2 separate regions of the Homo sapiens genome follow, and region 1 is linked to region 2. The links are chromatin contacts, found by Hi-C or POLR2A ChIA-PET in ENCODE. All regions are on one chromosome and are shown on one strand. The core of a region is the stretch at or near the end of the contact, and the rest is flanking DNA. Distances in the headings are between cores, read along the strand shown. Region 1 holds the start of FBN1 (fibrillin 1). Region 2 holds the start of AP4E1 (adaptor related protein complex 4 subunit epsilon 1).

The links. A loop is a pair of places that touch in the nucleus more often than their neighbours do. ChIA-PET counts read pairs that join two places held with the same protein, here RNA polymerase II (POLR2A). Pooled maps may share reads with other maps.
Region 1: a pooled map shows a loop between it and region 2 (5-fold over the local background). The contact joins the promoter of FBN1 here to the promoter of AP4E1 in region 2. A Hi-C loop is called at or near these places in 2 of 50 pooled maps. POLR2A ChIA-PET finds 5 or more read pairs at or near these places in 2 of 52 experiments (BJ and HCT116).

The regions. Positions count from the first base shown.
Region 1 is chr15:48,641,369-48,647,887 of GRCh38, forward strand. FBN1 (fibrillin 1) reads right to left here and starts at 4,341. Exons shown (of 66, transcript NM_000138.5): 1 at 4,207-4,341; 2 at 3,238-3,582. The coding sequence starts at 3,401. FBN1-DT (FBN1 divergent transcript) reads left to right here and starts at 4,437. Exons shown (of 2, transcript NR_183872.1): 1 at 4,437-5,462. RefSeq lists silencers at 3,316-3,365, 3,466-3,595, 4,006-4,185, 4,226-4,305 and enhancers at 4,379-4,903, 4,416-4,505.
Region 2 is chr15:50,903,816-50,910,327 of GRCh38, forward strand. AP4E1 (adaptor related protein complex 4 subunit epsilon 1) reads left to right here and starts at 4,868. Exons shown (of 21, transcript NM_007347.5): 1 at 4,868-5,113. The coding sequence starts at 4,964. RefSeq lists enhancers at 4,461-5,202, 4,677-4,966, 4,987-5,156, 5,203-5,944.

The sequences.
Region 1 (6,519 bases), core at 3,091-5,590, 2.3 Mb before region 2:
TGAGCAGAAAATGAGGCAGTTTTCTAATCTAGGAAGAGAGGGAGCTGACAAGAAAGGAATATATATGCATTTGAAGAATACCAAGGCGGATTTTGTAGTCACCTGCCACATCAGAGAAAAACAAGAAGGCAGTATTTGCTGGGGAGAAGGAACCAGTGCACAGCAGATACTGATGAGTTTAAGGTACCTTTTAACTAGAGGAAAGATTAGTGAGGTGCTGAAAGTTGCTGCCACCAACTGGGCATCAGGCAGACTCGGGGGTTACAAATCACTTTCACTTCATAAACTGTGCATCTCCAATCAGAATGGTAAACAGGTTTCACTGTAGTCAAAGAGGTGAGTTTTGAAGCCGGTAATATTTTAACAGACAAAAACAGAAATTTTAAGCAATAACTGGAAAAATGTAGTACATAACTGCTTTTTCTGATGATTTATACAGCAGGGCACCGTTAAAGGATTTATTCATATGAGACTGTAACGGCAATAAGCAGAGGGAATAAATTTAAAATGTTATTCAAATTTAACATAAGAATTGGGGTTTGCTTAAAATCTATGGGAAAGACTTTGATCCAGCAATTCTATTTTTACTAATTTATACCACATATAAACACGTGTATGTAAACACAGGTATGCAGAAGAAAGTTGGTAATAGCAAAAGACTCAATGTAATCTAAAGAGCCATCACTAGGGAACTGTTCCAGTGACATAATGAGGTTCTATACAACAAGAAAATGGGGTAGGGCGCAGTGGCTCAAGCCTGTAATTTGGAGAGGCAGAGGTGGGTGGATCGCTTGAGGCCAAGAGTTTGAGACCATCCTGGCCAACATGGCGAAACCCCATCTCTACTAAAAATACAAAAAATTAGCCGGGCTTGGTGGCACCCACCTGTAATCCCAGCTACTCTGGAGGCTGAGGCAGGAGAATCGCTTGAGCCGGGAAGGTGGAGGCAGTAAGCCAAGATTGCACCACTACACTCCAGCCTGGGCAACAGAGCAAGACTGTGTCTCAAAAAAAAAGAAAGAAAATGAATGAGGTAGATCCATATGAGTTAATAGATGGATGCATTAAAGATACATAAAAAGTAAGTAAAGTTCAGAATATTGCATGTACAATACATTCCATGTATTAAAAAGGATACACACACACATGTGTATGTATACATATATATTTGTGTTTATTTGTACATGTATACATATGCCTAAAAGATTTATAGAAAAATACACAAGAAAATGGTCTCTGAAAGGTGGCAGGGAAATACTTTTAATTGTATATATTTTTAAATTATTATTTTCACCCCCGTGTATGTGTGTGTGTGTGTGTGTGTGTATATATATATATCACTTATTATAAAATCTTATAATTAACATGAGAATTAGGAACACACATAATTACAATTCTATTAATACCCTGTTTTTAGGAAGGCTTTATAAATAGTTTACAATAGGATAAGGTCTGTGTTAATGATCAAATACTGTGAGGAGCACAGAGAGGTATCTCTCTATAATCACAAACAAATTTAAAACCAGAGAGAAAAAGCACAAGTGTGAGTAAAAGTGTGGCATCCTGTTAAGCAACAAAGTAAAGCTTAGTTTCTTTTTTCACATTCCCAAGGGAACACACTAGTTGGTGACAGCCCAGAGAAATGAGACAAATGTCTGACCAGGCCTCACACCTCTCTGCAGATCTTCAGCCACAGAATTAAATCCCCACGTCCTTTATATACAGGAGCAATCCTATCAGAATAGATATTAAGATATTATTATGTAGGAGAAATGTATTTTTGAAGGAAAAATACTGGACTAAATGAGGTCCTCTTGAGAACATATGAAAATCAGAGCCTCAGTCTACTTATTGAACTTGCCATGTGCCTTGCACACAGGGCAATAAACATCTGCTGTCTGATCAAGGTCAGGTTTACCATGATAAGCAAACTTCCTTCCAACATTATCGGAATTCTGGGTTTATTTTCCACGAAGGCCAAGATGGAACCGAATTAATCATAACTATTTTCTGTGCTATTTTATCACAGCCTAAGTGCTTGGCTCATACAATCATCTTGTCCTTACTCCAGACTAGGAGTCAAAAACTGGTCTGGTGAGTTTACTTTTTCTTCTCATATCTGGGCCATACAAACACAAATTTTACTACATATACATGACTATAACACCTCATAACAAAAAAAGAGTAAGTGAAATGAACAGCCACATATCCAAGTGGATACCATCACTTGGTGACCCAGAGCTATATAATAAAGCTACAGAACCACTCAGGAAAAGAGCATCAGCGAGAATGGTAAGAATTTAATACAAAATCTCCCTATATATACTGTCTGAATTTATTTAACAGGCTCCTCCAAGAAGATAAAAGGGGTCACTGACAGTCCATCCTGTTGTTTCCATGGAGGCTTTAACTTAAACAACTGCAGACAAATTTCTCTTAAAGGAAATGTATTCCCACTGTCCTTCAATACAGGAAAATGACAACCCTTAGTCAAGTCTAATTAAAATTTTTCCGGCTGAAACATCTGTAACAGCGGCATGGGAAGCCAGTGAAATGGTCAGTTGCATGTACACAACACAAACACCACTAGTTAAAAATACTCCCTTAAGGCCGGCCACAGCAGCCTTACTGCTGCAGTGAAACGGAGAGCCCCACACAACTCAAAAAACCAGTTCTCAGAACCACTTGCCCTGTTCTGCTTCCAATGTAGACATCTAAAGGAAGCATTGCCCAGAAAACCCAATCCGTAATTTTAATAAGCATAATTTACGGAAGAGTCAACTACTGTGTGATTTCTCCTCTGACTGTCATGGGAATCCCTTCCTTTCCTTGCCCCCTTTCAAATACAGCATCTACCAAGATGACCCCAAGGAAAGTACTTTCCTCTAGAAACAACCAGAATTGATATTGCAGGGAAAGGAACGGGCTTCTCCTCTTATCCCACTCGCAACTCCTCCCCTTCTTCCCCAAGGAACTCTTCTCGCCTCCCAAAATCTGCCTCAACAATGGCCCAAGATTCCATTTAACCACGTCCTCTCCTTTGGGGCAGAAATCTCTGGGAGTAGGGGCAAGGTAGTTTAACCACGAACGGGGTGGGGACTAAACAACCCTAGCACCTCTAAGGTGCCCCCAGGAGGTCTTGCCAAGGAGTCTTCCACAGGGAGAGTCATCCTGCCCGTTGTTCTGGATCTTGAAACTTGGGAGACCCACACCAAAGGAGGGAACCGGTTCCTTTACCCTTTAAGCGCGTCGTGTCCTCCACCGCCTCTTCTCTTGGCCCGACTGGCTCTGGTTTCCTTCACGTTCCCAGCCTCCAAATTGGCGTCCGCCCCATGGCTCGTGTAGGACGCTAAAAGCACGGTAAATCCCAGGGCGATCTCCAGCAGACGCCCTCGACGCATGATGCCGAGCCGCCACCGGCTCCCGCCGCCTCTTGCCGCGCCCGGGGCTCGGTCTGCGGCCGCCGCTGCGCCCTGAAGCGCACCGCGCCGCCGGGGTCCCGCTATCCCGCCGCCCGTCCCCCGGGCCGGGCTCCTCCCGCCTTCTCCAGGCGCTGCTCCCACTTCAGGCGGCCCCTGCCAGCTGCAACACAGAGACAAATCCCCGAGGCGGGGAGACTTTCAGGGCATCGGGATGCTGAAGCCTCGCGGTCCCCATTCCCAAGCCCAACCCGTGCGCCGCCTGCGCGTGGCGCAGTTAATTTGGGTAAGGGAAGACCGTTTGGTCCACAGCTGGCTGGAAAGCCCAGGCCCCCGGCGGCAGCAGCCCCGGCCGATCCCTCGGCCTCCCGGGCCCCGCCAGAAGAGCGCGGCGCAAAGTACCCATATCCCCAGCGGTCCTAAGCCCCGGGCGAGCTCTCTGGGTTTATTTTTTTTAGCGGCACGAATTGCGCGCGATGCGCGCTCTGAACGCCCCACTCCTCAGCCTGCCCTCTCCGCCAGGCTGGAAGCCAGCCGCGCCGTCCCCGCCGACTCCGGGCGATGCCACCGCCCCCCGAACATCTGACGCGGAGCCCGGCACCAAGAGCCCCGGGCCAGGAAGCTGTCAGGCAGGGGAGGGCCAGCGCCAGCTGTGGACGTTCCGGGACAGCCCCTCACCCCAGTCCCTGTCCCTGCCCTCGGCGCGGCGCAAACGCAAAAGCCTCCGTGGCCGCAGCTCCAGCCCCGGTGGCCGCCCGACCCCCGTCGGGACCCCGGCTGCACCCACTGGAGAAGCGGCGGCTCCGACTCCCGAGGAGGCGGCGGCGGCTGCTCCCAGTCGTGGCCGCTACAGCCACTGCTCGGCTCCGCTCGCAGCTGTCCCAGCTGTGGCTCCTGTCCGCTTGTGGCACCCACAGTCTCTGCCGCGGCTCCCGCAGCCCCCTCCTTTCCCCACCTCTTCAAGTATCGTCCGCGCAGCGGTTTCTCGCGAGAGAAATACTTTTTTTAAAAAAAGAAAGAAAAAGAAAATGACACCCCCTCCTTCGTCGCCCTCATCACCACCCCACCCCCCGGCCCCATCCATCCTCCCTTTCCACTCCCCTTTGCCAGCCTCCGCCTCGGTGCGGGGCCTCTCGCTCGCAGGATTAGCGCAGTGGGAGGAGGCAGAGGTGATCAGGTCCTGCCCGGCCTGGGACTTTTTGTCTTGAGGTGGGGAGGGGAGAAATGGGAAGAGGTGGAGTAGCGGTTTTAGCCCGCTCTGCGGCTGCGAGGTTTAGATCCGAGATTAACCTCTCCCGCGATAGGTGAAGCCCTACCGGAGCAGAAAGCTGTTCCACCTGCACCAAGAATGCGCGCTGGAGACGGTTGCCCCGGAGGCCCTGGCCCGAGAGAAAACCAGTCCCCGCTGCCCGCGCCTCCCGGTAGCGCGCTCCCTGCGCCTCTCCCGCCGGACACTCAGCAGACGCCGGAGGCCGGGAGGCTAAGACTGGGCGCGTCGCAGGCCGGGACCGCGGCAGAGGCTGCTGTGCCGACCGAGGAGAGGGCTCTGCCGCCCCCACTTGCCCTGGGTGTCGAGAGCCCACTCCAGACGCGGCTCTTCTGAGGCTCAATTCAAGCCACCCAGGCCTGAATCCAGGGTGCTCTCTCTAAGTCGGTGTCCAACCCAGGGGCCTGTAAATGTTGGAACCTAGGATGTAGGATGGGAGCGGTGAAGGGATGGTCCTCTTGCCCAGCCCAGATTAAGACTGGGGTTCATCTGGAGGACTCTACTTACACCCTCCCGGTCCCCTCGCCCTCCCCCACACACAGCTGCCTCTCCCCAGGATATGCGCGGCACAGTGAATTTAGTGGCTTTGAAAGGTATAGTATTTGTGGCATCCTTATATGGATAATGCCCAATGATGCCTGCACCCTGTAACAGTTTAGGAAGGCCTGAAGTCGCACACTGGGTCCTGGCTGCTGTAACTGGAGACCCCCAGAAGATCCCCTGCAAGCAGCCACCAGCCTGCTGTCAAGCCAATAATAAAAGCTCAGCACAAACAGGTACCCTGGGAATGTATCTTGTTGAAAGGGATTTTCCTTATTTGTAACCGTTTGTAAAGGGGCCCAGACAGTAGGGTAGAGAGACCTGGGCAAGTTATTCAACTTCTTTCCAAATACAAGATGGGACTTGTAGTGTCCACCACACAGGGTTGTAATGGTGATGATGGACATGCTGAACTGCTGTGATACATGAAGATGAAACAGAAAAACTGTGGGAACTATGAGCTGATCTAAAGCCATAGTCCTGTAAGTATGTATGTGGTGTACTTTAAGGTCTCACCTGCAAAAGGTCTCTTAGCAGATTCATGAATGAGAGCCTTGGTCACACACTCCTGGCTGAGTAAAGGAGATCATTCATTCAAGATGTTTTTACTGAGCACGAACTGTGTACTACTTAGTGCATTGTTGAACTAGACTTCAACAATTTTAACAAGGCAGGTTCAACAATTTGAACACGACTGACTTCAACAATTTAGTGAAAAGGGCAGAAATGTGTCTCCCCTCACACAGCAGGTAGTCAACAAGGAAAGGCAGACTTGAAACAAATAATGGACCAATTGTTAAGCGCCAAACAGGATAAGTACTGGGTGCTTGCTTGGAGGATATATAACAAGGGGACTTGACCTAGGCTAGGGCTGATCAGGAAAGGGATCCCTGAGGAAGTGATATTTAACTTAAGTCTAAAACATAACTAGACTCTACTTAGGATAGCAGTTCTCAACCCTGGCTATGCAGTAAAATAATAAGAGGCTTTAAAAAAATTCTGACACCAGGATGGGCATGGTGGCTCATGCCTGGGCCTGTAATCCCAGCACTTTGGGAGACCAAGGCGGGTGGATCACTTTAGACCAGTAGTTCAATAGCAGCCCGACCAACATTGTGAAACCCTGTCTCTACTAAAAATACAAAAATTAGCCAGGTGTGGTGGTGCATGCCTGTAAATCTTGCTACTCAGGAGGCTGAGGCACTAGAATCGCTTGAACCTGAGAGGTAGAGATTGCAGTGAGAGGAGATTGTGCCACTGCACTACAGCCTGGGCAGAACAGAGTGAAACTCT
Region 2 (6,512 bases), core at 3,618-6,117:
GAAACTATCTTATCTCAGTTATGCCTCAAGAATTTTTTCTTTTTCTTTTTTTTTTTTTTGAGACGGAGTTTCGCTCTTGTTGCCCAGGTTGAAGTGCAATGGCACGATCTCAGCTCACTGCAACCTCCGCCTCCCGGGTTCAAGTGATTCTCCTGCCTCAGCCTCCCAAGTAGCTGGGATTACAGGCATGTGCCACCACGCGCAGGTAATTTTGCATTTTTAGTAGAGATGGGGTTTCACCACGTTGGCCAGGCTGGTTTCGAACCCCTGACCTCAGGTGCTCTGCCCGCCTCAGCCTCCCAAAGTGCTGGGATTATAGGCCTGAGCCACCACACCCGGCCAAAAGAAAAGCCTCAGGATTTAAGAGTTTATACTTTATGAGGTTGTACTTTATGAGTACTTCCCATTTTGTCACAAAAAAAATTTTTTAAAAAGTGCACTCAAAGACTGAAATTTAATAAAATTAAGAATTCTTACTGCTTCATCAAGGATATTCTTAAGTGAAACTGACTTAAAAAAAATTGAGTGTATTGTTCCAGGATAAACTATGAGATTCAAAGAAGTTGTTCAATACATTATTTCATCACCACTTGTGTTTCTTGTCAAGATTTATGTAAAAGAGGATCTTCAAGAATTAGTTGGTGCTGACACTGGATGGGTATAAGCAAAGCAACAAGTCCAGCTACATGAATAATTATGTCCATTTTAAAGGAATTATAATTCTGCAGATGACATAGTAACTCAGTCTTTATATTTGCAACTAAATTTCTTTCTTTTTTTTGAGACAGTCTTGCTCTGTTGTCCAGGCTGGAGTGCCGTGGCACCATCTCAGCTCACTGTAACCTCTGCCTCCCAGGTTCAAGTGATTCTCCAGCCTCAGCCTCCCGAATAACTGGGATTACAGGCATGTACCACCATGCCCAGCTAATTTTTTTTTTTTGTATTTTTAGTAGAGACAGGGTTTCACCATATTGGCCAGGTTGGTCTCAAACTCCTGATCTCAAGTTATCCGCCTGCCTTGGCCTCCCAAAATTCAGGGATTACAGGCATGAGCCACCTCGCCTGGCCTGCAACTAAATGTCTAATTTGGTGAGTTATTGCATCTTTGGAAAGTAGCACTCCCATGAGTTCTTTTACTGATTATCAGCTAGCAGGCATTCATTAGTCTTTTAGCTATTGCATGTCCTTCTCCTATCAATGAAATATAATAATTTCATGTGTAAGATGCTTCAGTAGGTTTTTCATTTTTACTTTGAAAATGGTAATACAAAAGCTTTGGCTTTTATAAAGCATATCATCTCTATGTTGAAAGTATTAAATTCCCTTTCTTTTAAATTCTGACTGGTCTGAAAATGATGCCTCAACTTGATTGGCACCATAATAGTATTTGAAAATGTTCTGTTGAATGACATAAAATAAGGCAAGTGATTAACATCTCTAATGCCAAGGGAAAGAAAGAAGCTTTTGTCATACTTTCCTTTGTTATTTATAGTTTCGACCAGATTTCTCCCTTTCCCTGAGTCAGTGAATTCTGATACTGATGTCAGCTTCATCTTTTTCGGCATCTTTACAGACGGGAAGGTTAGAAAGCGAATCTTCTAGTATCCCCTTTTTAAGCCAATGGAAGAACCTAAAATTAAAAAACTATACATAAAACAAAATTTAATTTAAAGATAAAATATTAAATTCCTTTTTTTTTTGGAGACAGAGTCTTGCTCTGTCACCCAGGCTGGAGTACAGTGGTGCGATCTTGGCTCACTGCAACCTTCGCCTCCTAGGTTCAAGCAATTCTCCTGCCTCAGCTTCCCAAGTAGTTGGGACTACAGGTGTGCCACCATGCCCGGCTAAATTTTTTGTATTTTTTTTTTTTTGAGGTGGAGTCTTGCTCTGTCGCCCACGCTGGAGTGCAGTGGTGAAATCTCGGCTCACTGCAACCTCCGCCTCCCGGGTCCCAGCAATTCTCCTGCCTCAGCCTCCCGAGTAGCTGGGATTACGGGCGCACGCCACCATGCCCGGCTAATTTCTGTATTTTTTTAGTAGAGTCATAGGTTGGCCAGGCTGGTCTTGATATCCTGACCTTGTGGTCTGTGCACCTTGGCCTCCCAAAGTGCTGTGATTACAGGTGGGAGCCACCGTGCCTGTCCGAATATTTTGTATTTTTAGTAGAGACGGGGTTTCACCATGTTGGCCAGGTTGGTCTGGAACTCCTGAGCTCAGACAATCTGCCCGCCTTGGCCTCCCAAAGTGCTAGAATATAGGCATAAACCACCGCGCCCGGACGACAAAATATTAAATTCTAGGCAGGGCGTGGTGGCTCACACCTGTAATCCCAGCACTTTGAGTGGCTGAGGCGGGCAGATCATGAGGTCAGGAGACCGAGGCCATCCTGGCCAACGTGGTGAAACCACATCTCTACTAAAAATACAAAAAATTAGCCGGGTGTGGTGGCACGCACCTGTAATCCCAGCTACTCGGGAGGCTGAGGCAGGAGAACTGCTTGAACCTGGGAGGCGGAGGTTGCAGTGGGCCGAGATCACACCACTGCACTCCATCCTGGGCAACAGAGCGAGACACCATCTCAAAAAATAATAATAAAATAACAAAATTAAATTCTAAAAGAGTATCCCTTTCTGGCTGGGCGCAGTGGCTCGCGCTTGTAATCCCAGCACTTTGGGAGGCTGAGGTGGGCGGATCACCTGAGGTCAGGAGTTCGAGACCAGCCTGGCCAAAATGGTGAAACTCTGTGTTTACTAAAAATACAAAAATTAGCCGGGCATGGTGGCGGGCGCCTGTAATCCCAGCTACTCGGGAGGCTGAGGCAGGAGAATTGCTTGAACCCAGGGGGAGGAGGCTGCAGTGAACCCAGATTGTGCCACTGCATTCCAGTCTGGGTGATAGAGCGAGACTCTGAAAAAAAAAAAATTAAATGAATAAATGAGTATCCCTTTTAGATAAAGTTTAAATATTTTAAAATGTTCTCAATATATTAAAAAATATTCTTGCGAGACAAGCCAACAAATTGAACTTTTTTCTTATGTTCCCATATAGGTATTAAAACAACTTCAGGATTTCAAAAAAACTCATTTATTAGGTGACAAGGAGGTTACAGAGATTAGAGCAGGTATAACCGAAGATAGCTTGTAAGTGTAGCTGTAGCTGGTGGGCCGGTTGAGGTTCTGGACTTCGCGGTGCAAAATAATTTTGAAGTCCAAAGTAAAAGCAAGCAAAAGAGTTTATTGCAAAGCGAAAGTACACCCTCACAGCTGATCAGAGCGGGCTGCTCAAAGGTGAGACAGCATGCACTGACACTGGGGAAACTCCCTTTGTAGGAGTCTCACAGGATCATTCATGAAGCGGGGAGAACGGGTGCTGCTATTAAGCACGTTCTCTGGTTTTCTGTCGCCATGTGCGCTGTGGTTGTATATGCTAGTACATACACTGCATGTCTTATTAGTATCTTAAATCTTCACCCAGGAGTGGTGTTTTTTTTTTTTTTTTTTTTTTACTATTATAATGAGTATAATTCAGCCCAACGACACTGATCATGGGTTTCTGCGCTTGTGAGAGTTTGGGGATTTTCCCTTCTGCTCTCGTACCTCTTTGCTGCAAAATTTTCTAACCAGGAGCCTCGGATGTGGTTTGTACACTATGGGCTGGTTTGTTCTATTTATTTAGCAAGTTTGTTCCCCTTGAAGGGAGGCTATCACCACCTACCTAACCTACCTCCTAGAAACACACTAGGAGTACTGAGAGCAAATTGCATTAATCTCTGAAAACGCACGTATTTATGCCCTAAACCTACTACCTTAGAAAATTCTAGAAAACACAAGGATACTCCAGGATACATTTTACCAGCTAGTCAATCGTCATCTAGCCGCTTGAAAACTCTGTACATTTCCAACAGAATGAGGGTAAAAACGGCAAATAACACGTAAGAAACGTTATCAATGTTGTTTTGACTTTGTGAATTCCCTAGAAGGGTCTCAGCGACCCTGAGGTCACCAGACCACATTTCGAGAGCCATTGTACCAGACTCTGTTCTAGATAAAAGACGGAGCAATCGGAATGAATAAAATACTCTCTCTATGGGGAGCTGTTTACGTAGTGGCAACTGCGACCTGTTCTAAAGTGGAACAGAACCGAGCGCTGTGAGAGGGTGGGACTTGGAGACCTATCCTTGCCCGCCGGGCCAGGGGAGTGGGCTCTAGAAGGATGACCTTTCAACTGCGACCTGCTGAGGAGGAGTCGGCAAGGGTGGCCGCCGACCAGTTCTCTTTCCCGCCCACCTCCCCAAATCCCAGGAGAAGAGGGGCGGACGGGAAGCGACAGTGGCCGCGAGTCCCCGGCACGCGACGGGCTCTCAACCTGGCACGCCGAATCCTCAGGACAGCCCCGCTATCACGCAACTACTCGGGTGTCCCAAGAGTCGCCAGGGCCGGAGCCGCGCGCGGCGCCGGGGACCCGCGTGAAACCGCCTGTGGGAAGCGGGCGGGTGGCGCGCGCTCCGGGGACAGTGAGAGGCGGCGGACGGCGCGGGGACGTCCCGAAAAAGGCGCAGCCAGGAAGACGCAACTCCTGACGCGGTCTCGGGCTACGCGGAGGCGGCTAGTGGGAAAGGGGGACTCTGGGAGACAGTGCCTAACAGGGCCAGGCCCCCGACGGCTTCCTCAGGAGGACTCACGGTTCTGGGGGATTCCGGAACCGCTACCCCGTCGCGAGAAAGGAGGTCTACTTACGCGCGCAATCTCGAGCGAGCGGCCTTTTCCACCCCCGCGGTCTCTTGCGCCCTCTGGTGGCCTCTCGCGAGAACGACGCTGAACTTGTTCAGGTGGGACGCCAATAAAGATTTCTTATTCAAAAAACAGGAAGTGCCTACGGAGGCCGGGCCGGCAGCGGCGGCCGGGCATGAAGCCGGGCGGCTACGGGATCGCGGGCGGCGGCGGCATCGCGGGCGGCGGCGGCGATGAGCGACATAGTGGAGAAGACGCTGACGGCGCTGCCGGGACTCTTTCTGCAGAACCAGCCCGGTGGTGGGCCCGCGGCCGCCAAGGCGTCCTTCTCCTCGAGGCTGGGCAGCCTTGTCCGCGGCATCACAGCCCTCACCTCCAAGCACGTAGGTGCCCGCCGGCCCGGGAGCTCAGGGACATCGGAGTGAGGCCCCCGCGCCAGGAGGCCCTGGCCGGGCGGCGAGACTTCAGGGCCTCTGGGGTTAGCCCTCCGGCGGGGCTCAGGGGCTGCTGTGTCGGTTCGTCCTTTCGTCTGCCTGGAAGCTTCACTTTCCTGCTGGGACTGACAGCAGGGAAGCCGAGTTTCCACAGTTAGTTCTGACACTGACTCTTTGATCGGGGGCACATCTCTGTAACCTCTGAGCCTCCGTGTGTTTTCTCAACGTTGTGGTGGAAAAGTACTGATACATAATTCATAGGTTTTTTGTTTGTTTTGAGGATTGGGTGAGATGTCAAGCGTGTGAAAATACCTAGTGCGATGGAAGTGTCAGACATTATTTACCTTCCACAAAGTTTTTTTTCCCTACTCAGTTTCCTTCTCTCCCCCGGTGCCTTCAACTGAACAACAGTTCAGATGTCGCATACCTGAAGAGATCCTGTGAGCCTCTTGTTGAATATCTTTGGGGAGCTTGAGGTTCTTGGGTTACAACAACGTGTTGGGCAAAGAAAAAGCACAGTTCTCTCAAAATGTAAAATTTGCTAAGTCTCTGCCTCAAGTGGGCTTTGAAAATGAGCAGTTATAAAAATTCTTAAACTTTTAAAATTTTTAAATTTTTATTGACGGAGTCTCTCTCTGTCGCCCAGGCTGGAGTGCAATGGTGCGATCTCGATCTCGGCTCGCTGGAGCCTTAAGGTTTTAAAAATTTTAATTTTTGTTTTTTTTTGAGACGGAGTCTCGCTCTGTCGCGCAGGCTGGAGTGCAGTGGCGCGATCTGGGCTCACTACAAGCTCCGCCTTCCGGGTTCACGCCATTCTCCTGCCTCAGCTTCCCGAGTAGCTGGGACTACAAGTGCCCGCCACTGCCTGGCTAATTTTTTGTACTTTTCGTAGAGACGGGGTTTCACCGTGTTAGCGAGGATGGTCTCGATCTCCTGACCTCGCGATCCGCCCGCCTTGGCGTCCCAAAGTGTTGGGATTACGTGCGTGAGCTACCCTGCCCGGCCTTAAAATTTTTAAATTTTTAATGACGGAGTCTCGCTCTGTCGCCCAGGCTGGAGTGCGATGGTGCGATCTTGGCTCACTGGAGCGTCTGCCTCCCGGGTTCAAGCGATTCTCCTGCCTCAGCCTCCCAAGTAGCTGGGATTATAGGCGTATGCCACTACGCCCGGCTAATTTTTGTATTTTTAGTAGAGACAGGATTTCACCATGTTGGGCAGGCTGGTCTTGAACTGACCTCAAGTGTTCGCTCACTTCGGCCTCCCAAAGTGCTGGGATTACAGGCATGAGCCACCGCGCCGGGCCCCCACAGGCGCTCGATGGTTGCACGGATTGTGTAGTATACCGATT